Linked DNA regions of Homo sapiens: region 2 is linked to region 1. Evidence: chromatin loops called from intact Hi-C (ENCODE). Cell type or tissue: heart right ventricle. All regions are shown on one strand. Links, peaks and the distances in the headings refer to the core of each region. The heading gives the core; the rest is flanking DNA. Region 1 overlaps SAG (S-antigen visual arrestin). Region 2 overlaps HJURP (Holliday junction recognition protein).

What was found. Hi-C counts contacts between places; a loop is a spot of excess contacts. Peaks named below come from ENCODE experiments on the same cell type or tissue, not always from the same donor. Only the 100,000 strongest peaks of a DNase experiment are listed, where the experiment ranks them.
Region 2: it touches region 1 in a loop (6-fold over the local background); 2 of 110 quality-filtered maps call a loop at or near these places.

What each region holds. Positions count from the first base shown.
Region 1 is chr2:233,339,356-233,352,440 of GRCh38, forward strand. It overlaps SAG (S-antigen visual arrestin), which reads left to right. Exons shown (of 16, transcript NM_000541.5): 13 at 1,100-1,123; 14 at 2,916-2,971; 15 at 7,048-7,057; 16 at 7,452-7,700. The coding sequence ends at 7,557. Among named protein-coding and RNA genes, the nearest start is that of DGKD, 8.6 kb to the right of the region's middle. RefSeq lists an enhancer at 10,146-10,245. In heart right ventricle, for the core only: no CTCF peak of the experiment used is centred there; DNase peaks (open chromatin) are centred at 9,717 and 10,006.
Region 2 is chr2:233,833,692-233,850,158 of GRCh38, forward strand. It overlaps HJURP (Holliday junction recognition protein), which reads right to left. Exons shown (of 9, transcript NM_018410.5): 4 at 16,072-16,168; 5 at 13,706-13,770; 6 at 12,037-12,129; 7 at 10,514-10,592; 8 at 6,918-8,514; 9 at 3,011-3,961. The coding sequence ends at 3,886. Among named protein-coding and RNA genes, the nearest start is that of HJURP, 13 kb to the right of the region's middle. In heart right ventricle, for the core only: no CTCF peak of the experiment used is centred there; no DNase peak of the experiment used is centred there.

The DNA.
Region 1 (13,085 bases), core at 7,926-12,925:
CTCTGGCCTTTTACCTGGATGAGCCTTGGGTAGTTCTGCCATCAAAGGCAAGTCTGTGCCTAGGTTTCATACTTCTAAGTAGTAAAGAATTCCCTTGAGGAAAATAAGCGTTTAAAAAGAGTTTCCCAAATTTCTAACAAAGTAGAACATGGGTCTATTTTGCATTTTTCGTTAGCATAGTGTTTTTTTTTTTTTTTTTTTCACTGTGGATAGTGCATAAAAGGATCTAAAAACAGGGTGGAGTTTCTTTTAGCAGTCAAGGAAAGCAACCAGCAGGTATTTCACAATGACCTCTTGTGACTTATCTTGAATGTTAGGGCTTGACTTTTTTTTTTTGAGATGTAATCTCTCACTCTGGAGTGCAGTGGCATGACCTCGGCTCACTGTAACCTCCACCTCCCAGGTTCAAGTGATTCTCCTGCCTCAGCTTCTGAGTAGCTGGGATTACAGGTGCCCACCACCATGCCTGGCTAATTTTTGTATTTTTAGTAGAGACGGGGTTTCACCATGTTAGCCAGGCTGGTCTCGAACTTCTGACCTCAAGTGATCTGCCCACCTCAGCCTCCCAAAGTGCTGGATTACAGGTGTGAGCCACCGTGCCCAGCCAACTTTTTTTTTTGAGACGGAGTCTTATTCTGTCACCCAGGCTGGAGTACAGTGGCATGATCTCAGCTCACTGCAACCTCCACCTCCCAGGTTCAAGCAATTCCCCTGCCTCAGCCTCCCGAGTAGCTAAGATTACAGGCGCCTGCCACCATGCCCGGCTAATTTTTGTATTTTTAGTAGAGATGGGGTTTTACCACGTTGGTCAGGCTGGTCTGGAACTCATGACCTCAAGTGATCCGCCCACCTCGGCCTCCCAAAGTGCTGGGATTACAGGCATGATCCCCCATGCCCGGCCTTTTTAAACTAATCATCTTGAGAAAGAGATGAAGTCACAGGTAATGAAGTTGAACATTAAGGGATGGGAAGACCCTGGATGTTGTGAGTTCGGGTGCAAGGGCCATGAGAGCTGGGCTGTGTCCTGCCTCTGAATCATGGGAAAGGGTCGTGTTACCACTGTGACAGTTAACGACAGGCGTTTGTTTGTGTTTTCTAGCTTTCTGGGAGAGCTCACCTCCAGGTAAGCCTGTTCACCTTCCTTGTTTGATTGTTTCTCAAGATATCAAAGGCAGCAAACTTGGGGCTCCAAAACGGTTTCTGATGAAAGCTGCTTTCTGGACAGTTGTGCTCAGAGGTGTTAGGAATGATGCTTTGCCTTCGGATGCATCACAGAACCGTGGCTCATAGGCGTTTCTTTGGGACCAGATTTCTTTGGGACCACAGCTAGACCTATGCCTGGGTAAGGACACACACATACACACCCAGAAAACTGGCACACTCCATGCAGCCAGCTTGTGTGTGTGTGTGTGTGTTTGTGTGCGGTAAAATACACATAACATAAATTTTACCATTATATTATTTATTTTATTTTTTGAGATGTAGTCTCACTCTGTGGCCCAGCCTGGAGTGCAGTGACGTGATCTCGGCTCACCGTGACCTCCACTTCCTGGGTTCAGGCAATCCTCCCGCCTCAGCCTCCTGAGTAGCTGAGATTACAAGCGTGTGCCACAACACCTGGCTAATTTTTGTATTTTTAGTAGAGACGGGGTTTCCCCATGTTGGCCAGGCTGGTCTCGAACTCCTGACCTCCAGTGATGATCCTGCCTTGGCCTCCCAAAGTGCTGGGATTATAGATATGAGCCACCACACCTGGCAAATTTTACCATTTTAACCGTTTTGTTTTATTTTATTTTATTTTATTTTGAGACAGAGTCTTGCTCTGTTGCCCAGGCTCGAGTGCAGTGGCATGATCTTGGCTCAGTGCAACCTCTGCCTCCTTGGTTCAAGCAATTCTCCTGCCTCAGCATCCTGAGTAGCTGGGATTACAGGTGCACGCCACTATGCCCGACTAAGAGCTGAGATGATGCAGTACATAACCTCAATGCCTGTCTCAAATGTTTCTTAACTTGCTGCTGCTTCGTGCATAATTTAAAAGGCAGCTGTCACTATTTGCAATACCAAAAGGTAGAAACAACCCAAATGTCCACCAACAGATGAATGGGATAAACAAAATGTGGTATATCCATGCAATGGAATATTACTGAGCCATAAAAAGGAATGGAGTACTAGTACATGCTACAACATGGATAAACCTTATACTAATAACACTACGCTAAGTGAAAGAAACCAATAACAAAAGGCCACATATTGTATGAATCCATTTACACACAATATCCAGAACAGGCAAATCTATAGAGATAGAGAACAGATTAGTGGTTATGCCAGGGACTATAGGGAGGGAAAATGAGAGTGACTGGTTAAGGGGGATGAGATTTTCTTTTTGGGTAATAAAGATGTTCTAGAACTAGATAGTGGTGATGGTTGCATAACAGCGTAAATGTATTTAATGCCACCGAATTGTGCACTTTAAAATGATGAAGCTGGGCAGGGTGGCTCATGCCTATAATCCTAGCACTTTGAGAGGCTGAGGCAGGTGGATCACTTGAGATCAGGAGTTCAAGACCAGCCTGGGCAACATGGTGAAACCCCATCTCTACTTTTTAAAAATACAAAAATTAGCCAGGCCATGGTGGCATGCATTTGTAGTCCCAGCTACTCGGGAGGCTGAGATAGGAGAATTGCATGAACCCAGGAGGTGGAGGTTGCAGTGAGCCGAGATTGCGCCACTGCACTCCAGCCTGGGCGACAGAGCGAGACTCCATCTCAAAAAAAAAAAAAAAAAGTTCCCACTGCATTGTCTTTCAGCTTGGGCCTGGGGATCTTTTGTGACTCTCCGCAGCCATAGGTCTTTGCTGTGTTACTTACAATTGTGTGTATGGGTGTTCACACCAATCTTCATTCTTTTTTTCTAGTGAAGTCGCCACTGAGGTCCCATTCCGCCTCATGCACCCTCAGCCTGAGGACCCAGGTCAGTTATGTCCTTTTTTAGCTTTCTTTAATTATTTGCTACTTGCAGATTTATTGTTGATGTATTTCTAGTCTTTCTTGACCGCATCTCAGAGCATGGGAGTGGCCAGGTGTAAGAGATTCCATGTGATCTACAAGGTGAATAGTCTGGGGGGAAGGGAGGGCCCATCTGTTCAGCGCTGAGCCGGGTAGATTATCCACCTTCAGCTGGAGTCTGCAAGATGTAGCATCCTTGCTCTTGGACAGGGACAATCTCGTGAGGTTTTATCATGAATGATTTAAGAGCAGAAGCTCTGCTGTCAACAGACCTGGATTTAGAATTAAAGATGATTTAGGTAAAAACTTAATTTTAGAGCACGAGGATTTTGCATTTCATTTGGAAACAAAAGGCCTCATGTTTCATTTGAAAGCATTAACAGACATTTAAAAGAAGATAATTTTTTTTTTTTTTTGAGACGGAGTCTCACTCTGTCACCCAGTCTGGAGTGCAGTGGTGTGATCAAGCTTACTACAGCCTCAACCTCCTGGGCTCAACCCACCCTCCTACCTCAGCTTCTGAAGTAGCTGGAACTACAGGCATACCACCACCCTTAGCTAATGTTTTTGATTTTTAGTAGAGATGAGGTCTTGCCATGTTGCTCAGGCTAGTCTTGAACTCCTGAGCTCAAGTGATCTTTCTGCCTCATCCTCCCAAAGTGCTGGGGTTACAGGCATGAGCCACTGCACCTGGCTGAAGATAACTGTTTTTTTTTGGGGTTTTTTTTTTTTTTTTTTTTTTCTGAGATGGAGTCTCTGTCACCCAGCTGGAGTGCAGTGGCACAACCTCGGCTCACTGCAACCTCTGCCTCCCGGGTTCAAGTGATTCTCGTGCCTCAGCCTCCTGAATAGCTGGGATTACAGGCGCCTGCCACCCCACCTGGCTAATTTTTGTATTTGTAGTAGAGACGGGGTTTCGCCATGTCGGCCAGGCTAGTTTTGAACTCCTGACCTCAGGTGATCCACCCGCCTCAGCGTCCCAAAGTGCTGGGATTACAGGCGTGAGTCACGGCGCCCGGCCTGAAGATAACTATTTTTGACAGTGGCAGTTATGGTAAGAATACAGAAAATACTAGAAAAGAGGGTCAGGCTGGGTTCCTGACACCTCAGCTCATTTGAATTATAAATCTACTGGCTCTTGTATGGATGCGAAATGATGCAATAGTTGTATGACTCTGAAAACATATAAAAACCACTAGACTGTCGACTGTGAAAAGGTAAATTGTATGATATATGAATTTGATCTCAATCATTCTCTTTCTAAAAAGGTAAATGAAGCAGCAAAAATAATATAGGTGAAATCTCAGAAATTCTGAAGAAACATTCTCTGCATCGAGGCAGCTTAGTTGACGGGAAAGAAAAACAGATCTGTCTAAATGAGAACTCTCCGTAGGTATAGGAATAAGGGATATTTTAAGTAAAAGTGGTATAAACAAGCAGGGTTTATTTTTCTCATACTTTACAAATAGCTTTTCTATATTGGTAGTGAAATGCCGTTTAAACATTAGAATGAGCCCCCACTATTCATTTTAGGTTTTGTCTCAACAGTACTTTGTTTCAAAATAGCTCTTCCAAATACTTTGGATTCAGATCCTCAATGAACTTTTCCAAAACTGTCCCTTGGAGAAAAATGTAGTCCAGCTATATGTTTTCAGTTCATTTATGCTTGTGTCATTAAAATGTTACTTTTTCATGGTGTGGGATTAAGATGCTTTCTGGTTCCTTTCAAGGACATTAAAAAGATAGTCACTTGAGGAGATGTCATAGTTTATGTTGGGTTGTTTTCTGGAACTTTGAGTAGACTTTATGCCTTAATTTTTTTTTTTTGAGACATAGTCTTATTCTGTCACCCAGGCTGGAGTGCAGTGGCATGATCTCGGTTCACTGCAACCTCCGCCTCCCGAGTTCAAGTGATTCTCCTGTCTCAACCTCCCAAGTAGCTGGGATTACTGGCACGCGCCAGCACGCCTGGCTAATTTTTGTATTTTTAGTAGAGATGGGTTTTCACCATGTTGGCCAGGCTGGTCTCAAACTCCTGGCCTCAGGTGATCTGCCCGCCTCAGCCCTCCAAAGTGCTGGGATTACAGGCGTGAGCCACCGTGCCCGGCCTGACTTAATTTTTTTAAATTCTTTTCCATATACAACTTTCACGTTCCAGTCATTATGGCCTTAACAGTGAACATATCACAATGTCAGGATGAAACAATGATCTTTTGTACTGTGAGATTTCTGGGAGCAAAGGTTAAGACAAATCACCCCATGGTTACAAAATTCTGATTTCTAGAGATATGAGATAGATATGAGATAGATGAGATTTCTAGAGATAAATGTCATCTCTCCTGTCTTCTCTGCCTAGTTCTCGGCTCCCTGAGTCTAGGCTGGTAGGATTCTAAGCAGAGAAAGCATAAGCTATATGTAGTTAAGCCCTGCTGGAGCCTGGGGACCAAGTAATTTGTGTGTAATAAGTGCTGTGACATGCTACCAAGTTTTTATTGTCCCCTGTCAAGGGCATCTTTACTGAATCCGAAGATGCTGATTTGATTCTTCCTTGTTGTCTACCTCTGCAAGGCTGATGGTCCCGCTTAGTGTAATTTCTTCGCTGAGCACTGTGGGCCGCAGGGTATTTCTTGCTCAGGGGATGTTTTGACAAGCTAGCCTCTCTAGGGCCCCTGTACGTAGCGACCCTCATAGACACTCCCTCCCAGTGCTGGCTTCCAGGTGGGCACCAGAGGCGAGAGTAGGGGCTCACCATCAAATCGCCGCTGTGCTCCCCAAAACTAGGTGGGCAGAAAGCTAAAAAAGTACAAAAACCATTCAAATTAATAGCAGTTAGTCTGGGGATACAACACATGTGAAAACATAACTCAACAACAACAAAATCAATATGTTAACAGAAATTGAAAACTTTGCGGCTGGGGGTTGGTCCTCAAGCTTTAATGCACACTCTAACCCTGGGGTGCTGGTGAACGTCAAGTCCCAGGTCTCAGGCCTCTGAAGCCTGACAGATGGAGGTGCCAGGGTGCACATGCTCACGGCACCCTGGCGACCCTGACCTCAATGGGGTCCCGAGGACATGGAAGGAGAAATACTTTGAAAGGCGAAGCAACTGGCTGGGCAGGGAGGCCAAGGCGGGCGGAACACTTGAGGTCAGGAGTTCGAGACCAGCCTGGCCAACACGGTGACACCCCGTCTCTACTAAAAATACAAAAATTAGCCAGGCATGGTGGTGGGTGCCTGTAATCCCAGCTACTTGGGAGGTTAAGCCAGGAGAATCACTTGAACCTGGGAGACGGAGGTTGCAGTGAGCCGAGATTGTGCCACTTCACTCCAGCCTGGGCAACAGAGCAAGATGCCATCTCAAATAAATAAATAAGAAAGGAGAAGCGACATCAGAGGGGGCAAGGCTGATCAGGGAAAGCATCCTAGAGTTGAGACTGGGGGGGTTTCATGTGAGGAGGTGAAGGCTGTGGCACATTGTAAAGGAAGCAGTGATTTAAAATGCAAGGAGAGGCCGGGCGCAGTGGCTCACGCCTGTAATCCCAGCACTTGGGAGGCTGAGGCTGGCAGATCACTTGAGGTCAGGAGTTTGAGACCAGCCTGGCCAACATAGTTGAAACCCCTTCTCTACTACAGATACAAAAATTAGCCAGGCATAATGGCGCATGCCTGTAATCCCAGCTACTTGGGAGCCTGAGACACGAGAAACTCTTGAAACCAGGAGGCAAAGGTTGCAGTGAGCAGAGATTGTGGCACTGCATTCCAGCCTGGGTGACAGAGAGAGACAGTCTCAAATAAAATAAAATAATAAAATAAAATATAAAATAAATAAAATGCAAGGAGAAAAGCTGTTCCAGTGGGAAAGGCAGGGAGGCAGGAATTACACGCAGTGATCATGAACTGCATGTATCTAGGCCTTATCTCTCAAATTGTAAAGTCACCTAAAAGGTAGACATTTTCTAGGTACAGCTATGATATAGAATTTAGACTAACAAATGTCTCTCTCTCCCTCTTCCCTGCCTCCCTTTTATTCCATGCTTACAGCTAAGGAAAGGTGAGTGAGCCTCTTGAATGTGGCCCTGATTTGTCCTATGCTCTGGGACCTTCTCCTCCAGCACAAAACCCTCTTTGAGTCTTTGCACATATCCCAAGCTCTCCTGCCGGCTCAGGAGGCACATCCGCTACTTCCCGTCTGCTCCCTAGTGCTTACGGCACGCACGCACCATTACACTGGGTGTGCTTGCTCACTCTGCGCGTGCCTTTGTTTTCTCCCATTGGTGCTAGTTAAAGGAATTTTAAACGAAGCCTTGAGGAAAATGGCGTGCCCCCATGTTCTATCATGGGGAAAACCTTGATCAGTTCCTTCGTTGCAAAAAGATCAAGGATCTTGTTTCAGTTTCAGCTTCAAAGGGCGTGCAATGATCAAAATGTTGTTTGTTTTATTTTAGTTATCAGGATGCAAATTTAGTTTTTGAGGAGTTTGCTCGCCATAATCTGAAAGATGCAGGAGAAGCTGAGGAGGGGAAGAGAGACAAGAATGACGTTGATGAGTGAAGATGTCGGCTCAGGATGCCGGAAAATGACCTGTAGTTACCAGTGCAACGAGCAAAGCCCCACAGTTTAGTCCTTTGGAGTTATGCTGCGTATGAAAGGATGAGTCTTCTTCCGAGAAATAAAGCTTGTTTGTTCTCCCCTGGGTCATGAGTTGGTTGATTTGTTGGGGAGGCTGAGTTGATGACATGACACAAGCTGCCACCATTAGGGTCCCTGGAGTGGGAGGGTTGGGGAGAGGGAGGCCAGCCTCCCACGGAAGGGCTCACCACTCCCATGAGGGAGAGAAGGCGTCTGGAAATCAATGTGCTCACCAGGTGGGGCCCTCGGTGTGTCCAGGGGCTTTCCTAGGAGTCCCAGTCTGAGCTGTTTCTCTGGAAACAGTGCCTTCCCGTCTGTCCGTCTGTCCTTCCTTCCTTCCTTCCTTTATTCCTCCCTCCCTCCCTTCCTTCCTTCGTTTCGCTCTTGTTGCCCAGGCTGGAGTGCTGTGGCGTGATCTCAGCTCACTGCAAGCTCCGCCTCCCGGGTTCACGCCATTCTCCTGCCTCGGCCTCCTGAGTAGCTGGGATTACAGGCGTGTGCCACCATGCCCGCCTAATTTTTTGTATTTTTATTAGAGACAGGGTTTCACCATGTTAGCCAGGCTGGTCTCAAACTGCTGACCTCAGGTGATCCACCCACCTTAGCCTCCCAAAGTGCTGGGATTACAGGCGTGAGCCACTGCGCCTGGCCACCAGTGTATGTTTCTAATTACCTGACCAGTCCCAACTTCCAGGCCCCTAAAGAGCCTCCTAAGTTAAATAGGGCAGAGAACATCTGTGGACAAAAATACTCTTGGTTAATGATTCAACTTTTGGGTCCAGGTGTCTGTTTGAGCTTTGGGTTGTTGGTAAAGTTCTATTCAATGCAAGAAGCAAAATCAGATTTGGTTAAATTAAGGTGGGGAGAAGGAATGTAGTGGGAGGACCCCGGTGTGATCAGAGAACTGAAGGACAAACCTGAGCTGCCACACCTGGGGTAAGCAGGAATCAGAGAAGCTTCAGGGGTCAGGGACCCACTCTCCAGGGCGGCTCTTCATGCAGCTCAGCACCATACGTTCCCAGCTCTGCGTCTCTTGGTCCCAGTGGGCAGTTATTGGGAAGGAGAATCCAACTGGCTCAGCTTTGGCTGGGAGGATCAACACCCCGTGGTCAGCGATGGCAGAGCCCAGCCCTGGAGATGGAGAGTCCCAGAAAAGGGGGTTGATTGTGAGTCACATGGGCTTACTTAGAGCGTGCTTCACTGAGACTGGGCGTGAGAGGCATAGGGGAGAGCACTCTGAGTGTCAGGGAGGAAGGTGAACTGCAGGTGGAGGAGGGATAATAGAGGTGATACCAGGGCCTTTCCTTTGTGGGGTCCCTTCCTGCCCTGAGGTACCCACCGGGCCTGCTGCTGATGGCACAGATACTGAACAGGCTCATGGCGGCCAAGGAGAGGATGGAGATGCATAGGCTCTGGTCCATCTCTGGTCCATGCTTTAAGGGAGCAGGGTAAAGGGGGGTTGGAGATTCCTCCACAGTTCAACCCACTCACAGAAGGCAGAGGGTGAGTGGGAGGGGTTCTAGATGGGGAGTACACGTGGATCAGGCTTCTGGGATGGAACATGGCGACAGAGGGCTGGCCAGGGTATGGGTTCCATACACATGAAGGTTCCCAGCATCTGGGGTTGTTCAGAAGGATTCCAGCTGTTCGGGTCCTGGAGATTGGGATTTAGATGAGGAGGCTCCACTTGGGAAGCTTGGATGGGATCCCAGACAAAGCGAGGTGTGGACCCGTGTGCTGGCTCACGCATCCTGGCATTGGGAGGAGGATTTATAATACACTAGACTACAGGTGGAAGATTGGTCCTTCAGGCTGCGAGTTAGCAGGATCAGACACAGTCCCTCGTTCTTTTTCTCTCTATGCTAAGGTAATGGTGCACGACCATTTCAACCCATGCTCCCCTCAGGGCACGCAGACAAGGGATGGCCAGGGTGGCACACTCCTCTGAGGATTCCCAAAGCTGTTCCCCATTGCACTGAGCCCTTCCCCTGTCCTCTGCCACAGCACACAGGCTGCTGTGTTTAGCTCCTGCTAGAGCTCTTGGGCTAGCCCAGGGCCTGGGATTCTGCCCTGTGGTGCCTGGTGAGAGGACCAGCCCGTTGGTTCCTGCATTGCTTGACCCCAGGACATCCTAAGTCAGGGTGGACGTTAATAAGCCCGACCTTTGGAACTACGTGGGTGAGAGAGCTGGAGGGAAGGGCTGGAAGACCAATCCCTGGAGAGCAGAGGTCAGCACAGCCCTTACCCTCCTAGTTATTTTGGTGCCAAAATGTCTCGATACGCCCTCCAGGTGCTGGCTTGTTTATGGCCTGCAGCTGGCCACGCTGGGGAGGGAGTTGGGGGAGGAAGCGAGCAGCCAGCTGCCCTGAGCAGAAAGTGGAAGCTTGGCTCAGCTCAGCCTGCACATGTGTGGGGCTGTCTACTGGCATGTAGTGTCCCTTGGTATCAGGAGGCAGGAAGTCTACGTGCAGGTTGAATGTGTGGCCCAGAGTTTTTGGGACAGATGCAGTGCAAGAAACGGGGTACAGAGCAGTTGAAGGTGCTGCATGGAGAAAGTTCTGCAACCAGCAATGAAGGGCTGGAGAAGGGGGATGGATCCCTGCTATTGATGGAGTGCCTACCTTGTGCCAAGTACTTCACATCTGACATGTAACCATTTCAGTAGTACTTATAAATCAGTAGCATCATTCATATTTCTTAGATGAGGAAATTGCGGTTCAGAAAGGTTATGTACCTTACACATAGGTCACACAGCTAGTGAGAGTCAAGGCTTGAATGCTGGTGTCCCTGAGTCTATAACTAGACCTTTGCCCACTGTATGGTGCTGAATGGAAGTAGGAGAGTTTGGTGGAGTGGGGGGAGGGAGATTAGCATTTAGGATTCAACAACAACTGCCCTTGGCCCTTGCTATTTTTTTTTTCCATTGAAATTTTCAGGCTGGGCGAGGTGGCTCATGCCTGTAATCCCAGGACTTTGGGAGGCCGAGGCGGGCGGATCATGAGGTCAGGAGTTCAAGACCAGCCTGGCCAACATGGAGAAACCCCGTTTCTACTAAAAATACAAAAAATTAGCTGGGCATAGTGACAGGTGCCTGTAATCGCAGCTACTCAGGAGGCTGAGGCAGGAGAATCGCTGGAACCCAAGAGGTGGAGGTTGTAGTGAGCCCAGACTGTGCCATTGCATTCCAGCCTGGGCAACAGAGCGAGACTCCATCTCAAAAAGAAAAAAAAAAAGAAATTTTCATTGAGAGACTTGCACATTCACATGCAGTTGTAAGGGGTAATACGGAGAGACCCCAGGAACGCTTTACCCAACTTCCTCCAGTGGCAACATCATGTAAAGCTACAGTACAATATCCCAGCGGGGTATCGACGTGGGTCCAGTCTGCTCATCTGACTGAGATCTCCACAACTGGATTTGTACTAGTGTGTGTATTCAGTTCTCTGCAATTTTGTCACATGTGTGGTTAATTCCTTTTTAGGGTGTCTGTTTTCCTACTCCTTTAACATTTAAAAAACCTTTCTTCCTTCCAGTTTCATTTCACAGGACTGAGTCGCATTTACTGATCTTTGAGGAGTAGGGCAGGTGCGGGGTGGGAGTTGGGGACATTTGGAAATGTGTATGGTGGTTTTTGGTTTTCACATGCTTGGGGACCAGAAGCTCTATGTCACATGCAGTGGAGAAATGTGCTGCTCCAAATGACAATCATGACCCTAGTTCAGGGTAAAAATTGGATGATTCCCATGTTTTCAAGTTTCCCTTTTATATTCTCCAATGTGAAGTGGTTCTTTCTGACAGGAGTTGCGCCTCTTCACTGACGTGTCACAAAGAAGAATTAGGTTGGACGTGAAGTGTGTTATTACTGCCATCTTGATATGCCCTCAAGGTGGGGTAGACTCAGGGAGCAGGCTGTCGTTAGAGATGATTCATAGTGTGACTCATTCAATAAAGAGGCACCGGAGGGAATGTGCTCTTCCAGGCCACCGCTTTGGGGGAGTTGATGTCTCAGCCCTTCCTGAGATCTCCAGGGGAACAGCGCTGTGCGCTCACCAGGAGAACAAAAAAGCTGCTTCATCATCAAAGAACATTTATGCCAGTTTTCTTTGCTTTAAGAATATAATTCTTACCAAGCCTAATCCTCTTTTTTTAAAATACACTTTTTATTTTGAGTAGTTTTAGATCTACAGAAAAGTTGCAAAGATGTTATACTGAGGTCCCCCACACCCAAAACCCCCTATTATTAACCCTTACATGAGTAGGGTACATTTGCCACACTGAGTGACTCAAATGTTGTTTCCAGTAAAATATACTTATTTCTTTCCAACTTTTATTTTAGGTCCAGGGGGTACATGTGCAGGTTTTTTACATGGGTAAATTGCATGTCATGGCGGTTTGGTGTACAGATAGATACTTTTGTCACCCAAGTAATCAGCACAATAATCCCCGATAGGTAGTTCTTCAATCCTCACCCTCCTCCTACCCGGGAATCAATATTGATGCATTATTATTAAACTAAAGCCCCATACTTAATTCTGATGTCCTCAGCTTTTACCTAATGTCCTTTTTCTGTTCTGGGATCCCATCTAGGAACCCACGTGACGTTTAGTCATCATGTCTCCTTGGCTCCTCTTGTCTGTGACAATCTCAGTACTTTCTGGTAATTGCAGATTTCCTCCTCTCCAGCCACGGTTTCTGCTTCTTAACCGTCACGTTCATGCCCTTGCCTCCTTGACTCTAAAATGATGAGTTCTGGGGCCTGGATGTCCCCTGAGCTCCTAACAGGTGTAGGCAACAGCATTTATTATTATTATTATTATTATTATTATTTTTGAGACGGAGTCTCGCTCTGTTGCCCAGGCTGGAGTGCAGTGACACAATCTCGGCTCACTGCAACCTCTGTCTCCGGGGTTCAAGTGATTCTCCTGCCTCAGCCTCCCGAGTAGCTGGAACTACAAGCGCCCGCCACCACGCCAGGCTAATTTTTTGTATTTTTAGTAGAGACGTGGTTTCACCGTGTTAGCCAGGATGGTCTCGATCTCCTGACCTCGTGATCCGCCTGCCTCAGCCTCCCAAAGTGCTGGGATTACAGGCGTGAGCCACCGCGCCCGGCCGGCAACAGCATTTTAATGGCCTCCCTATTTCTAGTCTTCTCTCCTATGGATCATTCTCTGCCCAGACACATGAGTTCCTCTGCTTTCCCAAACCCCCTTGCCAGCTCCAGTGCCCACGGGACTGAAGTCCTTGCCTCAGAGCAGGGCCGGGAGGCTACTCTGCATCCTGGCGCCGCTGCTCACCTCCCTGCCTCCCGCACCCGCCTTGCTACCGGCTTCACCAAAATCCCTCGTCACCCGCTCTGCTCACCTGGTAGGGGTAGTCTCCCCGTTTTTGCGTTTTCCTGGGAAACTCCCTTCATATCTGACCTCTCCATTCCAATCCCAAACCCTGCTCAG
Region 2 (16,467 bases), core at 8,249-13,248, 490 kb after region 1:
TTTTTTTTTTTTTGAGATGGAGTCTTGCCCTGTCGCCCAGGCTGGAGTGTAGTGGCGCAATCTCGGCTCATTGCAACCTCCACCTCCTGGGTTCAAGTGATTCTCCTGCCTCAGCCCAGGTGCGCAGCACCACGCCCAGCTAATTTTTGTATTTTTAGTAGAGATGGGGTTTCACCATGTTGGCCAGGCTGGTCTCAAACTCCTGACCTCGTGATCCACCCACCTTGGCCTTCCAAAGTGTTGGGATTACAGGCGTGAGCCACCGTGCCAGGCCAGGACACTTCTTAAAGGGAAAGGCACCTAACCACAACACACATCAGAGGGAGGACTGCAGCCAGGGTGCAAGTGCTACAGTGGCACAGGAGGGTGGGTGTGCAAGTCTGGAGACAATCCAGAAAGGCCGCATGGAGGAACTGACATTTATTCCAGGCCCTTCCCTTTGCGACTTAAAGTTACCAAAGTTAAGTTTGGACTGTTGCAACTGGAGCCCAGTGAGGCCTGGAACAGAATTTGGCTGCTGGTCAAAAAGGAGAAATTAGCCCCATGTCTAAGAACATGTAGGGGAAGAGAGGGGCAGTGTGGGGAAGGCTTTTGCTATGCTCAGGCCATCAGAATAGTCTAGGTGTCCCCAGAGCAGGTAAACCAGGACTTCCAAACTGTTCCCAGTCCAACTGCCAAAGGAATTCACCATCCGGGGTCCCATCAACAGGAGAGAGCTGCTATGCTGTCCAAAATCCAACCCGTGCTAAAGCCTTCTCTGGAACAGTGGTCTTCAAACTGTTTTGTGGAGCAAATGGTGACTTGATTTCCTGCCCAGTGATAAAGAGTATTGCTGCTAAACAAGCTTGAACACCACTGATGCAGTGGGGAGAGTGCACCATTCGATAGAGTACAAGGAGGCAGCTGTACATCTGTACAATTGGCTCTCCTTCCATGCCTGTGCAGAAACATTTCCAGATGGTTTATAGACCTAAATGGAGAGAGCAAAATTTAAGACAGTACAGTATTTTTTTTATCCTGAGAGTATGGTAGTTTTTCTTTTAAAAGTAACAGCAGAAGCCAGAAAAAAGGAGGAAGTTATCTGCCTTAGTATGTTTAGCGTTGCTAAAACAGAATACCCAAGGCTGGGTAATTTATACAGAAAAGGTTTGTTTAGCTCCTAATTCTGGTGGCTGGAAAGTCCAAGAGCATGATGTTGGCATCTGCTTGGTTTCTGGTGAGGGCCTTGTGCTATCTCGAGACACAGTGGAAAAGCAGAAAGGTGAGTGGGCAGGTGCAAAGGCAACCCGCTCTCACAGAGAGTGAGAACTCACTCCTTCAAGAGGGCATTCATCTATTCATGGGGTGTCCACTCCCATGACCCAAAAACCTGCCACTAGGCCCCCACCCCCTAACAATTACATGTGCAATTAAATTTCAAGACAAATGGCATCCGAACCATAGCATTGTGTTAAAATGTAACTTCCATACAATAAAATAACACAAAGTTAAATGACAAATGATAGATGATAGAAGTTAAAAACTGGATTGTTTCATATCATTGGATCCAGAATACATCCAAATCAGGAAGAGGCAAATATAAAACCAGTGTCCTGAGGACATTTAAAAAACCAGGACTCCCAGGAAGACATGCTCAACAAGTCATCAAGAGAAAGCAAACTGTGAAGCAACACATCTTACACCTGCCAGAGCTCAGACTGGCAGCAACTGGCAGCGATAATGTGGGGAAAAGGTACCTCTTATATTGTGGGACATTGGGCAAACTGGGGCAGCCATTTGGGAGAGCAATTTGGCAATAACTATGGAAGTTCAAGGCACACCCATCCGTGACCTGTAATTTGCCTCTAGGTGTGTGTGTGCCACAGATAGTTGACAGTTATGCACAAGGATCACGGGTGGATTTTGCACCCGTCCGCAGACATCCAGGACAATAAACCACCTAGAGAACTCAAAGTGAGATGCCCACATCTATCAGCTCTTGTCATATTCAGTCTCTTGATGAAACAAAACTGTAGCATATGTACAGTATTAATTTACTCATATAGTTTGAAACAGAGAGACTATACCATATATAGTTTATGGGGCCCTTATTGGCAGATCTGTAAGTTGGCAAGACCCATGCCCAGATCCTTCCACCTCACCTTCCTCCACTGGATGACAGAACACCGGCCTTTCTGGCAGCCAGGCCTGGCCCGGGCAGCAAGGTTTCAGCTGTCTGCTGGGTGTGGGGGAAGGAGAGGCACAAGCAGTTCTGGGTTGCAGTGATGGTTTTCCTGAAGAGGAAAGGGTGGGTCGCGTTGTCCTTTAGGAAGCAGCAGGCCTGAGGGAAGGCTCTAGATCTGTAGGGGCCATTCTGGCCCTGGCTGAGCCTGAGCCAGCATTACACTGCCGGCCTGTTCTTTGAGGAAATGAGCCGTCTGTGAGGTCTGCAGCACCTGGCGAGGTTCTCGGCTCTCAGCAGCGTGCACCCTCCTTACTGACTCACAGGCTATGGATTGAATTATGATTAAGTCCTAGCCCCTGGCATGATGGTATTGGAGATGGGGCTTTCTGGAGGTGATTAGGTTTAGATGAGGTCATGAGTGAGGGGCCCTTATGATGGGATTAGTGCCCTCCTAAGATACCAGAGACCTTGCTCTCTCCAGCATGTGGGGACACAGCAAGAAGACAGCTTTCTGCAAGCCAGGAAGAGTCCTCACCGGAGCCCAACCATGCTGGCTCCCTTGTCTTAAACTTCTAGTCTTCAAAAACTGTGAGAAAATAAACTTCTACTGTTTAAGCCACCTGGTCTCCAGCATTGTTATGGCAGCCTGAGCATGCAGGTGCGCACGCACACACACACATAACATGGTCCCAATGTAAGACGCAGGGGGGAAGAGATATGGGGCAGGGTATGGGGGTGATACCTGACATCAGGAGAGCAATCGCCTGGGGCGGCAGGCGGGAATGAAAAATGTGTAATTTAATCTCATTTTAAATCTTTCATAAAAAAAAAAAACCCAAACTCATATGGCCATATATTAACTATTTACTCCAGCATGAGTTTCACCAATGTATTCTGAATATGTGAAATATTTCATTACAAAAACGTCACCATGATATCCTGTCATCAACAGCTTCAGTAAGAATCATGAGGAGTCACAGGCGCTGTGGCTGCAGGAGCGTCTGGGACCACCAGGACTGTTTATTTTCCTTCAAGGGTCATTGCATGCAGGGCTCGAACTTACGTCTCACAAGCAAACAATATTCTCGAATGAAATGGGAAACAGGAGAGAGGATTCTCTGGACATATCTAAATTTAAAAAAGAACACACGGCTGGGAGCAGTGGCTCACGCCTATAATCCCAGCACTTTGGGAGGCCGAGGCAGATGGATCACGAGGCCAGGAGCTCGAGACCAGCCTGGTCAATATGGTGAAACCCCGTCTCTACTAAAACTACAAAAATTAGCCAGGCGTGGTGGCGCGCGCCTGTAATCCCAGCTACTCGGGAGGCTGAGGCAGAAGAATCGCTTGAACCCGGGAGGCGGAAGTTGCAGTGAGCCAAGATTGTGCCACCGCACTCCAGCCTGGGCGATAGAGAGAGACTGTCTCAAAAACAAACAAACAAACAAACAAACAAACAAATAACCCCCCCCCAAAAAAAACACACACATCAGAAAAACAGGCCTATCAAAGAGAACCCTAAAAATTCTAATTGAGCAACTTTATTCACATAATTTCTACACCAAGAACTCGAGGTTATCTCTGATGGAACCAATTTCACTAATATTTACTTTAAGGGCAGAGAAGTCAACCAAGTCCTCACAGTCTCAAGAATCAAAAACAAAACAAAAATACAAACAGAGAGCAAGTGGGAAGATAAATAACACTCCGAAATAACCTAGCTACACACTTTTAGTTTCCAATTTTTCTAGCATGAAATCACTTTTCTCTTCCATCCTGTAAGACGTGTTCTCTCCTCTAGGAAAAAAAAAAGACAAAGAAAATGATGTTAGCAAAATTCTAGAATTCCCAATGCCAGCCACTAAAAGGTTAACTGTTTTCTACTTATTCCATTGCATGTATAAAAATACTTATAGAAAGTGGCATTACGTTAAATAAGTAAGTTATGTTAAAGAAACAACAAAAATATAATGGCAACCCCCCGACCCTGCTCCCCACACTCCCCCAGGGAGCACAAGCTGGTGGGGAAGTCCACATCCCACACCCTGGCCCAGCTAGCGCTGCTGCACGAGTGAATTTAGGAGTTCTAAGACTTAAGCTACTTTTCCATATCTATTAAAAGGAGAGACAGCCTGCCTATTGGACAGAATCGATCTAATCAAGGGGTTCTGGTGGGGATGAAAGAAGATAAGACGTAAAAACGGTTCAGCATGGCCTGGCACACAGAGAGCACTCAGACGTTAGGCATGAAAACTCCATATGTAGTTGCAGCTCATGAAGAATTGGTCTCTTTCCTCAAGAAATCTATCATTTAAGCGGGAAAAGCAGAAAAACATAGGAAACCAGTTAAACATGTTTATATTGTGGTTTAAAATGAAACCTGGGGTGTTCATGATTTGACTTGCTATCAAATTCCAGGGTAGCTGGGAGGGCCCTGCGGGGCCACCAAGGGCTGAGTCCTCAGGATGGTCCCACAATAATGCAACCTCACACCATTCTCTACAAGGCCGAGGTCCCTCCTGTGTGGCTGGGCCAGAAGAAAGCCCTTTAGACTGAGCAGGTGAAAAAGCAAGGCAGGAGCCTCTGCACGGAGCACTGGGGCAGATGTCACTCATGGAAAGGGGTCTGCAGGCGACTGGCACGGTGCCAGATCATGGAACAAGGTGGGAAAAGGCACGAGACAAAATCCCAGGGGCAGGATGATGGTAAAAGGAAGAGCTGGGGCACTATCTGAGAAAAAGCAGTTAGGTTTAGACAAGCAGGACGAGCAGAGCAGAGGAGCTCTGATGTGTGGGAGACCAGGAGAAACCTCAGATCTCTCTCTGGGCCGGACAGTTGTTTTTGGTGAAATTCTCCCCTTTCAACTGAGAAGGAGACTCTTGAGAGGTCATCTGTTAAACAGAACGCATAAACTTTGCCTCAAAGCAGCCTCCATGAAGTGTCTGCCATGAAGATGTAGCTGAGATTCTTGAAGGCTTCACTAACTGTGGCTGAAAGTCACCCGGCTGGTGGTTTGGTCTGAAAAAGCCCCAAGTGGGCACAGGAGTGGGCATCAGGCACACAGTTGGAGACCAAGACCCGAGGGAAAGACTGCTGTTAGCCGTGCACTGCCAGGGGAGGAGCTCCGAGGGCCCTGCCCACACAGTGCCCCTGACCCTAGCTGGGGCCCTGCAGAGAAAAACCTTTCCCATCACCTGAACACTTACGTATGTCCATCCTCAACTGGGAAGACAGATGACAACCAAGGCTTGTTTCATCTGCTTCTGGTTAGCTCACACAGTATGACTTTATACACGAAAATAACTTTGAAAACCAAAACATCCAACAAAACCTGGGAGCTTCTAGAACTGAGCCAAGGAGCCTGAGCCGCTAACCCATGAGACTGGTCTGTGTCCAGACAGCTCCCCACTGCAGCACCCACCATGTGCAGCCCCTGGGAGGGTGGGGGTTACCTGCACGGAGCAGGCAGCTGAGCGGTGGGTGGAGTCTAGGGAGGATGTCCGAGGATGCAATAGCAAAGAACTGGGGAGTAGGGGGAGAATGCCAGTGAAAGTTCCCTGGAAGGGAAGGGCTGTCCTACGGCAGACCCTGGAGCAGGTGGCCCTGAGCAGTCCAAGGGCATTGGGAAGACAGAGTGACAGTGAGAAAGGCCCCAGGGGGCTCAAGCCACAGGAGGCCGCTGGCGGTCTGAGAGTGTGGTCTCTGCCATGCACAGGCGGGACTGCAGGCTTCGAAGGCAGGCACCACAGAAGGAACAAGGCATACCAGACCTTGGTTCTGAGCTGGACGCACGGCAGGAGCCAGTGGCTGAGAAGGGCTCGCAGGCCAGGCGGGTCCAGGTGGGAGAAACAGAAAATGGGACACTTATGGCAGGCAGGGTCCACCCAAATGACCTCAGAGAAGAGGCACATCGCCAGGCTAGGGCACAAGGGAAGAGGATACTGGAGACACGGCCTCACCTGCTGGAACCACAAACACACAAAACCCAAAGGAACCGGCCAAATCAAACCCACAGTCAAGTCCCGTCCACCTGTGGGTTAAGAAAGTCGCATCCTCCAGATCCTGACTGTGGACACACAGAGAAGCTGTGCTGGGGAATCCAACCTTTAATGCCAACAAAGGTACTCACTCCCACTGACCCACCCCACCCCACTGTCTCTAGAGAAAAGGGCACACGCAGACTAAAACTCTAGCTGACATGATTCGCACAAATTAAGCTGCAGAACAAGGTGCAGAAGTTTTAACACTGAGCACTGAGATATCTGCAGGGCACCCCTCGCACCTGTGAGAATACTGTGCTCGTGGCTCTCCCAGGCCACTCTTGCTCTTTCCCTACCAGGAATCCAGAAATAGGAAGTCATTCGCTTTAGATCACTTTCGCCTTACAACAGCTATTTTCTGAGTGTCAGATGAAGAGGTTAGAAATGAAGGTTTGACAAAGACGAATAAAGCGTAGTAAGTGAGGATTTGCAGGAAAAAAGCCTCTGAATGCATTCTAATGGAAAGTGTGAAACTTCTGCAAGAGCACTTTCTGCTTTACCTCGATGCATCTTACACAGGGACACATTCTTGATAGAGACGCTGACTTTACAGGAAGGAAAAGCATTTGGGAGAAAGCTCAGAAAATGATCACGTATGTAAGAATTCGGCTGAGATTCACTAAACGTGGCGCAAAGATTCCTACCATAAAAAGCCTCTGTCCAAAGAGCAGTCACTCACATAAACCACATTCAACCAACAGAAACACACCTACCTCTCTTCTGAGTTGGGCTGTGAAGAGCTGCCCTGGTCTCCCGGTCTGACGGTGTTGTCCACCCCATCTGAGGCACCCAGGGAATTGCCCTGGCGTCCGGAGCCCTGGGGTTCTGATAGCCTGGGTCTTTTTGCAGGGAACTGATGGTCCCTCGTGCCATCCCTCGTGATGGCACGAGCAACACATGTAGATGAAGGAGCCTCAATTGCAGTTGAGCCCAGTAGACTTTTTCTGCACCCCAGGGGTGATGATGGCAACTTCTGGAAACCCTGGAAGTGAGGGTCTGGATTTAATTTTCCTAAGAAGCCTTCTGTTTGATATCGAACTTCCATACTTGCTTTATCTGTAGACACTCCAATACATAAAGGCACTGTCATCTGCCCAGGAGATTTGAGGCAATACTTTTGATGAAGCTTGTCAAATTCTTCTTTAATTTCATCGTAACGATTCCTTCCGTGGCCTGGCACTTCTTTATCTGGGACTGAAAGAGTTTTGCTGGGTGACACTGACTTTCTAAATATTCCAGAACTATTTCCCTGAACGTGAAGGTCAGATGTCTGCTGCGGGCGAGTTGCGCTGTGTGTGGGGTTGGTCTTTGGAAGTGATGAAGATGAATCGCTCTTGGGCAGGCACCTACCTGCTTCCAGAGATCTTTTGCCTAGGTTTTCAAAAGCCTCACTTAAACTTTTTGCTTTTGCTTTGCTGGAAGGTAAACTCAGCCTGCGGGTTTCTAAGCCCTGAAGGCCACCAGGACTCGCAGGACCCCCTCTGTACATGTTCATGGCCCAGGAGTCCGGGAGGCACATCCGGCGAGGCTGGTTCCTGGGACTCAGGCAATATTCCCGATGAAGCTGATCAAATCGGATTTCAATCTCCCTCTGACGGTTCTCTCCATGGCCCTGTCGTATTGTTGGTCTGGAAACTATTTTTACAGGAGAAATTAACCATTTTAATGTCCTAAATCTATTTTCCTCATCAAGATTATATGTTGCACTGGAGTCGAAGTAAATCAAGGAAGAATACTTCGAGGGTGTCACTTTGCGCTCCTTCCAACTTGGATCTAACTTATGGATTTGGGGTCTGTTGACTTCAAGAAAAGCTTTTTCCAATTTTAAACCTGTCTTACGGCAAGAAACATCTAATACGTTCTTGCAATCTCTTAATGCCCCTGTCCCTTTCACAGGCTCAGAGCAGGGTATGAAGTTCTCCTTGGAGCTCCTCTGAGAACGTCTGGCTCCTTTGCAATATGTTTTGTTCATCCTGCTCTTATATCTGTGCCTCCTCCTGGAGTTCCAGTTTTGCATGATGAACGTTTTGGTGGAGATGATGCTTGATGGCTTTGTGCTCAACAGCCGGCTCATGGAGTGCAGCATCCCTGCGTACAGGTCACTGATGGTCACATTGCAAATGTCATCATCTTCAAAGGGCTGGCTGCTTAAGAAGCTGCTGCTACTGGTCTCTTGTAGGGAGAGGCTGTCATTTCTAGGTACTAAGGCCATGTCTGTGGAGGAAGGATGCAAAGGATCCCATTCTCTGGGAGATGAAGCTGGTTTCGCTGGGTCACCAGGACTCTTTCTGGAGATACGACTGCAGTATCCTGGGAGAAAAGATACACATAAAGTAAAGGTGTGTTACCATTCTAAACCATCCATGTGCACAGATGACAGAACTTAAGATTGGATCAGGACTATGTTTTTTTAAGCAATAGCAAAAACAAAAACACCACAAATGTGTAGGAGTAGACTCTTCTCAGAGATATTTTTTGGTATCAAAATTTGATTTCTACTCTCCATCGTACATTTCCCAAAGGTGTCTTCCTTTCCCTCTAGGCTGTTTAGAAGATGGATGCCTTTTCAAAAGCTAATTAGAAACTGAAAAATGACAACACTGTTTACCTACATGGATGGGAAGGGGTGTAAGACTTCTAAACAAACCTCTTCATATAGCTTTGACTTTTGCATCATGTAAATGTTTCCTATATTTAAAAAAAAAAAACCAACAGTGATGGGAAAAAACCATAAAATTGAACACAAACAAAAAAAAAATCTGTATGTTAAATTGATAAAGAGAAAAAAAAAGAGTCCAAATACTCTGAGTGTCTGCCTCTTAAAGAGATATTGTCTAAGGATAAAAAGAGCTGCTTGGAAATTTTCAAGCTTATTTAGTAGATGGTTGTGAAGAGTGGTAGCAGGTGCTGCAATGCTAGAGTTATTTTATGCTGTACAATTGACCAGATGAGCACGTGTTAACTCACTGCGGCTGGTGAGAACTGGGAGAGGCAGATATGGCATCAGGGCAGGGGTGAAGAAGTGCTCAAAAACGCATGTCGTTGCACTACACGACACAAAAGCCAGCCTGAAAGGGGCTCCCTGACAGCTAAATCTGGGGTTACTTGAGCGTCAAATTGCATACCGGCAATGGATTATAACATGTGAATCAAAGAACAAAAAGACTCCATGAATTCCTACTGATCCTAAAAAATAAAAATAAAATAAATCAAAGCATGAGAGGGAACTACAGGAAGCAAAAAAAAGAACCAGAGGGGAGATAGCTCTTTTGAGCAGAATAATGCCAACTGACGTGTGCCAAGGAACGGCAGAGACAGAAACAACCTGGGCGGGGACCTCCACCCAGGCGATCCGCATTGCTGGCTTCTAAGTCACTGGGTGAGAAGCTTTTAGAGAAAAGGTTCCTAGGAGATCTCAAAGAATCACACATAGATGACTCCAGGGAAAAAGGGCCTGTCGCAATGAGAAACATCGAAGTAAGGTCTTACCTTAACTCAATGACCAGCCTAAAAGTCACCAAGAATGGGACAGACTGACCAAATGTTCTGAGAGGACACGTCATCCCTGTAGTAATTTTGCCAAAAATGTTTAACGTGAACCTAACCACGAGGAAGCAATCAGGTCCAAATTCAGGGACATTCTGCAAAATTACTGGCCTGTGCTATTCAAGAAAGGCAATAATATGAAAGGTGACCATGAGGGAGAAAATGCCAAGGAGCCGCTCTTGATGGAGGGAGACTAAACGCAACGGTGGTACCAGCCTGAGTGGGTCCGGAAACGATCAGGCAAACCAGAAAGGCTGCAAAGGACGTCACTGGCACAATGGGTAGAACAGTACCGCATCAATGTTCAATTTCTGGCCTGTGTTAAGCGTACTGTAGTCATAAAGGAGAATTAGCCGATTTTTGGAGGTATGTGTGAGGCATTTAGGGATAAATGCATACACAAATGCAAATAAATACACACTGTGTGTGCACGTGTGTGGCAGGGGGTGATAACGCAGATATGACAACATGTTAATTGTGAAACAAGTGAAGGGTGTTCACTGTACTAGTCCTGTGCTTCTGGAGATGCAAAACTTTTCAAGCTAGTAAACTGGAATAAAGAGCAGACGTGGAGGAGAAAACAGCTCATTTTGAAACATCTTAATCTTCCAGTGAAATCCAAGTATATCTCTAACAAGTTATGTTGATGAAACACACCAGGAAATGATGGCGTGGCCAGTATGAGCAGCTCTGAGGGGCCACGCAGCTCCAACAAAAGTGAAGGAAACACGCACTGTTCATACAGTTTCTATGTCACACTCACCGGGGGCAGGCACGGCAGGTGAGGCCAGTGAAGGCAGCGGAGTCACACGTACATCCCTTCCAGCTCTGTTACCTGCACACTGAAATCAGAGCCAGTGGTTACAAGAAAAAAGTTGCCAGGTGTCAACTGGGTGCAAGGAGCTGGGTTCTCCCCTGACGATGCGGACTGTGCATCTTAGCACAGCCATGTCGACAAGCGTGTGAATGTGGTGACAGTGGCCAGCTAGGCTTCGGGCAGTGGGAAGAAAATATGTCCTACTAAGATCTGGACAGTTGATGTGGTCTCCAGGATAGCTTCCAGCCACAGTCACCACTCACCTGCCAGTAACTTCTTACCCCAGGGGCGCTGGTAGCTTTCTTTGTCTAGCATTATACTCAGACCACAAGAACACCTAGGGGCCAACCGGACGGTGGACAAAGAAGACCCAGTAGATCCGTTCGTTCCTAACCCTAATCTGTTCCCTGGATCAACACAGCAACCAAGAGGACACCACTTGCTGCCTTGGGTTAAAGGAAAAAGCATTTCAGGTACATCCACTAAGTCGGTGGTCCACAAATACAGGCTTTCCGCTGGTCAGCAGCACAGTAAGAAAACACATACACCCCTGTGAGATTGCTGCCTTTTTCTGGAGATGAATTCTTATTCTGCAATGTGTACTTCCTAAGTATTTGGTGTTGCAATGTCCTTTATTCTATGGCAGAGGGCACTGACCTTAAGAGAGGGGTTGGCAGGTGAGTGTGCCCACCTCTCATGCCATCACATCCCCCCCCTCCCAACATGACCTCTCAGCAGGCGGGACAGGTGCCAAGGGTCAGCCTCCTCACCTTGCAGCTGATTCTAGCCTGATCGCACCAGGGAATGTGGGGACTATTGCTTCCCTAACTATGCAGCTTCAAATCCTGGTCCAGAGGTCAGGGCTGCTCTTAAGAGTCCCGTGTGTGGCCCCAATAGATTTTTTTTTTTTTGAGATAGAGTCTTGCTCTATCACCCTGGCTGGAGCACAGTGGCACAATCTCAGCTCACTGCAACCTCCGCCTCCTGGGTTCAAGCGATTATCCTGCCTTAGCCTCCCAAGTAGCTGGGATTACAAGCACGCACCACCACACCCAGCTAATTTTTCTATTTTTAGTAGAGATGAGATTTCACCATGTTGGCCAGGCTGGTCTCAAACTCCTGACCTCAAGTGACCCACCTGCCTTGGCCTCTCAAAGTGCTGGGATTACAGACATGAGCCACTGTGCCTGGCTGCCCCACTAGATTTTTCTGTGAGTTGCCCCAGAACAGTGGGCAGAGCACCCCTGCCAGGGCTCCCACCTTCCTGATGGCGCTGCCCTGGGGGACCTGGAGTGTTTATTCAAGAAGAGCAAGTATGTCAGCATGTGAATAAAACAATTTGGAAATCATTACTTCAAATGCTCTTTATGGGTTCTGTAGAAAAAACAAAAAGCATAATAACACTGTACCTCAATGTATTTAGTTTATGATCTAATTATATAAAAACAAACAACTGGGAAACAGATTACCTCAAAATACTCTGCACCTTGTAGCAGTATATCCACTTGGGTCAAGTATTTCCTTCTTAATTCATTTTTCAAAGGGCTTTGAGGCACTGCAGGCTGATCAAAAAAGAGAAGTCAGAATTTTTAAGAGCTTCTGAGTATAGCTGACCTTTTGGCTTCTGGAACAAACTGGCAAGCTCATTAATGTACAAATCTTTACATGATCCTACTCAAAGTCACTTTCACCTCCATGATGTTATTCAAAGTCACTTTTTCACTTCCTGCTATGTTAATAATCCAAAAGAATGTAAAAAGACACACACACACAAAAAAACCATGTCTAGAGAAGTTTATGACAGCATTGCTAGACCAGGAAAAAAAAAATCTGAATATTCATAGGTGAGTTCAGGACTCAACTACTGGTAATAACTTCAAACTGGTAAGTTTATAAGAAATTCAGTGCTCCTGGCTGGGTGTGATGGGTCATGCCTGTAATCCCAGCACTTTAGGAGGCTGAGGCAGGTGGATCACTTGAGGCCAGGAGTTCGAGACCAGCCTGGCCAACATGGTGAAAGTCCATCTCTACTACAATACAAAAATTAGCTGGGCATGGTGGTGGGCGCCTGTAGTCCCAGCTACTTGGGAGGCTGAGGCAGGAGAATCGCTTGAACCCAGGAAGTAGAGGTTGCAGTGAGCTGAGATTGCCCCACCGCACTCCAGCCTGGGTGACAGAGTGAAACTCCATCTCAAAAGAACCAAAAACAAAAACAGAAATTCAGTGCTCCAGCTCAGGAGGCTCTCCTACCCCTCCCCTGCTAGACACTGGAAATAGAGGGCGTCACCCTCTATCCTCTGCTGAGTGGGGCTGGCACTTTGGTTCTTGACTCTTGGTACCACCCACTTCCCCTTTGTTCCAATCCCTACACAATCTCTCAGTGAGCATCCACTTTCTTCCCCAGGACCACGGCCTTTTTCTTAGTCACTGAAAGTCACACATGGGTGCGTGGGAAACCCTCTGCACAAAAGTAGCAATTTTAGAGGAAAACCATGCATCAGGTATTCTGGCAGGCAACAGAGTGTGACACGGGGGCCAGGAAAGATGCTGGAGCTGGTTAAGCTCTGTGTAAATTCGCATCTATCCCAACCAAGGAGGATAAGAAGCACATCCCATAAGAAAACGGGTGGTTTCTGTGACCCAGGGGGCACTCTGGGAAACAGACATATAGATGACACTTACTGTTTGGGTTAGTGACGGCTGCCCAATGAGGCGACCTTGTGACTTGGGGCATTTGAGGACAGACCTGGAAATACTCCCTAGAACACCTCTCTTTTTACCCTGCCCCTGTAGGGGAGACTGACCGAGAGCCCAGCTTTCCTGTCGTGTGCTCATCCAGGCAGATGGCGCCCTGCCAACCACACTGACAGCTTTATCTGCAGAGTGAAAATCATCGTGAATCAGGCTTGCACTGGGGGTAGAACTGGCTGCCAGGTGCTAGACTGAGAGGAGGGCCTTACCGCTGAAGGGAATCGACACGAGGAAATCCGAGACTTGGAAGTAGCAAAAGCCAGCCTCAGGAGAGGACTTCCAGAAAAGTGCAGGCAGCGCTGCCCGCCTCAGGCCACATGGGCTTTGATGGACCCCTGAGCCCCCAAGCGCCCCCTCTGTCCATTCATTACTAAAGGCAGCACTTACTGCTAAGGCCCAAGCAACTGACTCTTCCTGGTCTGACGTGGCATCGACCTCACCGCTTTTTGAATCTAAAAGTCAAACAAGTAAATCTCAATCAGGATTTTCAGGAAGGAGTGCATTTTCCTCTCAAGGATGGTTTTGGCATCACTTCGAGTAAGTTGTACAGTAAAAATCCCCATTGCTTCAAGGGTGCACCCACTGGAGCCATCTACGGCTGCCCGTGGTTCTTAGTAACCCAGAGAACCCCTAGAATGGGAAACTGCCTGGGGCCATGGAGTGAGGAAAGGCAGATTCTGCACCACCTCCAGCTTTCCATGGCCTCTGAGCCTGGAAGTTGAGACGCTCAAGCCCAGCACTGCTCGACAGAACTTCCGGTGACCATGGAAAGTTCTCTGCCTGCTGTCCTAGGCCAGCCACTAGCCACACCGGGCTACTGAACAGCTGGGATGTGGCCAGTAAGGCTGAGGAAATGGATTTTAAATTTTATTTCACTTTCAACTAATTTAAATATCATCCAGAGAGGGCTGGTGGGTGCCATACTGGGCAGTACATCTATCAAATAACTATTTCCTGTGATTTCAAGCGGTTGGGGAAATTCATGGACCTAAGGATTTATAGTTAAAATCTGGATTAATAGCAGTAAACACATAGCACCACAGGTAAATATCCTCATGAAGAGCTTTCCAATTCTACTCTGAAAGACCACCAGCTTCCCTTTAGCGACTCAACACCCATCACTAACTATTGGTGTAGGCAAGGTGCCAGGAAAGGGACTGGGCAGAGGGGGACAGAGGCTGCGGAAGGCCAGTGTCCAGGAGAGACAGGTGTTTAAAGGCTAGTGACAAAACTGTTTCGCAAGCAGAGGAACCCAGGTCTAAAGAGCTCAGATAAGAGTGGGGGTCTGTTCCAGCCTGGGGATCACAGGGGCTTCCCGGGGGCAGCAAGGAGGCCATGCGGTCAGGCAGGACTTCAGGCCCCATTCTGGGTTCTGGCCTTTTACCCCAAAAGCAATGGGAAGCCACGTGTTGCATCAGAGAAGCGGCTTGACCACATTCACAGGGGCGTCAGTGGGGCGGAGGGAGCCCGGGTGGGGTTGGAGGCTGGTGCTCAGCGGGGACATGAGAGCTAACGAAGCACAAGGCACAGGACAGGGATGCCTTGGCCATGAGGAATGAGGCAGAGGCTGAGATGAAGATCCTGGGTTTCTGGCTAACGCTAGAGGGAAGACGGCAGGGGCCTGTACTGAGGCGCAGAGCAGAAGATGGGGAGCCTGTCTGTCGGGCTGAGTCTTAGCTGTGCCAAGTCTGGACATGAAGTATTGAAGCAGAGGGGCTGCTGGGCAGTAAAACGCCCCCAGTTGAGTTCTGGCTGGAGGTTACAGTCAGCACACAGAGAAGCCATGGCTCCACCTGGGGGAAGGGCAAAGGCAGCTCAAACAAACCCTCTAGAAAGGGCATCCAGCAGGGACGGGAGGCGAGCAGACTGCAGGCTTGGAAGGACGAAGACAGAAGGAGGAAAACTGGAGGAGCATGGGGCCGAGGAGCAGGGGGCCACAGAGGCCCAGGCCAGAACTTCTGGAAGGTTTAAATGCAATGGAGAGCGCAAAACCCAAAGAATAAAACCCAAAGAATGCTAACAGGATTTAGCAATGGGGTTGTGAGAAACCTCACCCAGAGTTGGGCTTTAGAGATGGAGCCGAAAGGAGTCGGGAGAGGAGGAACACACGGGGTTGGTGGGGTAGGGAATCCATGGCACCAAACGGAGCAGGTTATTTCACTCTGGTGGTAAAGGGAACTGGGCAAAGGGATGTGGCAAGGAAGGGGCCCAGGACAGGGGAGAGCCACGAAGGGTCTGATGTATCTAACGTGAGTCTGAGCGCATCTAAATACCGACGGATGGATCCAGGGGACAGAGACTGAAGACAGAAGGAAGGGGTGAGGGACAGATTCCCTAGAAAAGAGGACAGGATGGGGGTGGGCAGTGAGACTGGCCTGGGGAAAAGGAAGGAGCCTCCTAGGAGGACGAAGTGGGAAGCTGCCCTATAGAAGTGAGGGTTCACAACACCACCCTGTAGGGGCAAATCTTAAGTCTTACTAAATCTGGATATTAACTTTTCACATGGAGGGGCATGTTTATTTACTCAAAAAACACCTGAGTACCATTCATATGTCAGGCACCGGATGTAACTGTGGGCAAGGCAGAGCTCAGAAGGAATCAACAGGGTACTTTAACATGATTTTAGTTTTTAAGATATACCTTAGAAAAAATAAAAACTTCACTACTGAGGAATCTAGGCTTTAAGCTGTTGTAACAGGTGCGTCAGACCTGGTCCCTCCTGACTTCAGTTCTCTGACGAAGGCAACACTCACCGGCTCCCAGGACTGTGCGGTGCGAGGGAAGCTCAGGACCCCAGGCTGCAGCTTGCACGGAGCCATCTGTCCTGTCCGCGGGCTTCATGGAGGAGTCCTCCAAGTGCAGAAGCCAATAAAAACATGGTTGTTTGAGTGACAGCACATTTCAAAGTCACCGCAAAATAATAAAACTGCAATCCTTCTGTTAACACAGGAGACAGCAAGAGCCTGCCACAAGGCTTCTCTTCTCCCTGCATGTCCACTTTATAAGAGGCCTCAAGAGCGTAGGAAGGAGCTGAGGCTCCCCTGGGTTGCAGCGGGGGCTGCTACTTAAAAAGCCACTTGGAAGGAGCAGGGAAAGTCAGGGGCCCAGGCACGAGCAGATAAGCTCACACCTCCTAACAGTGGCCCAGG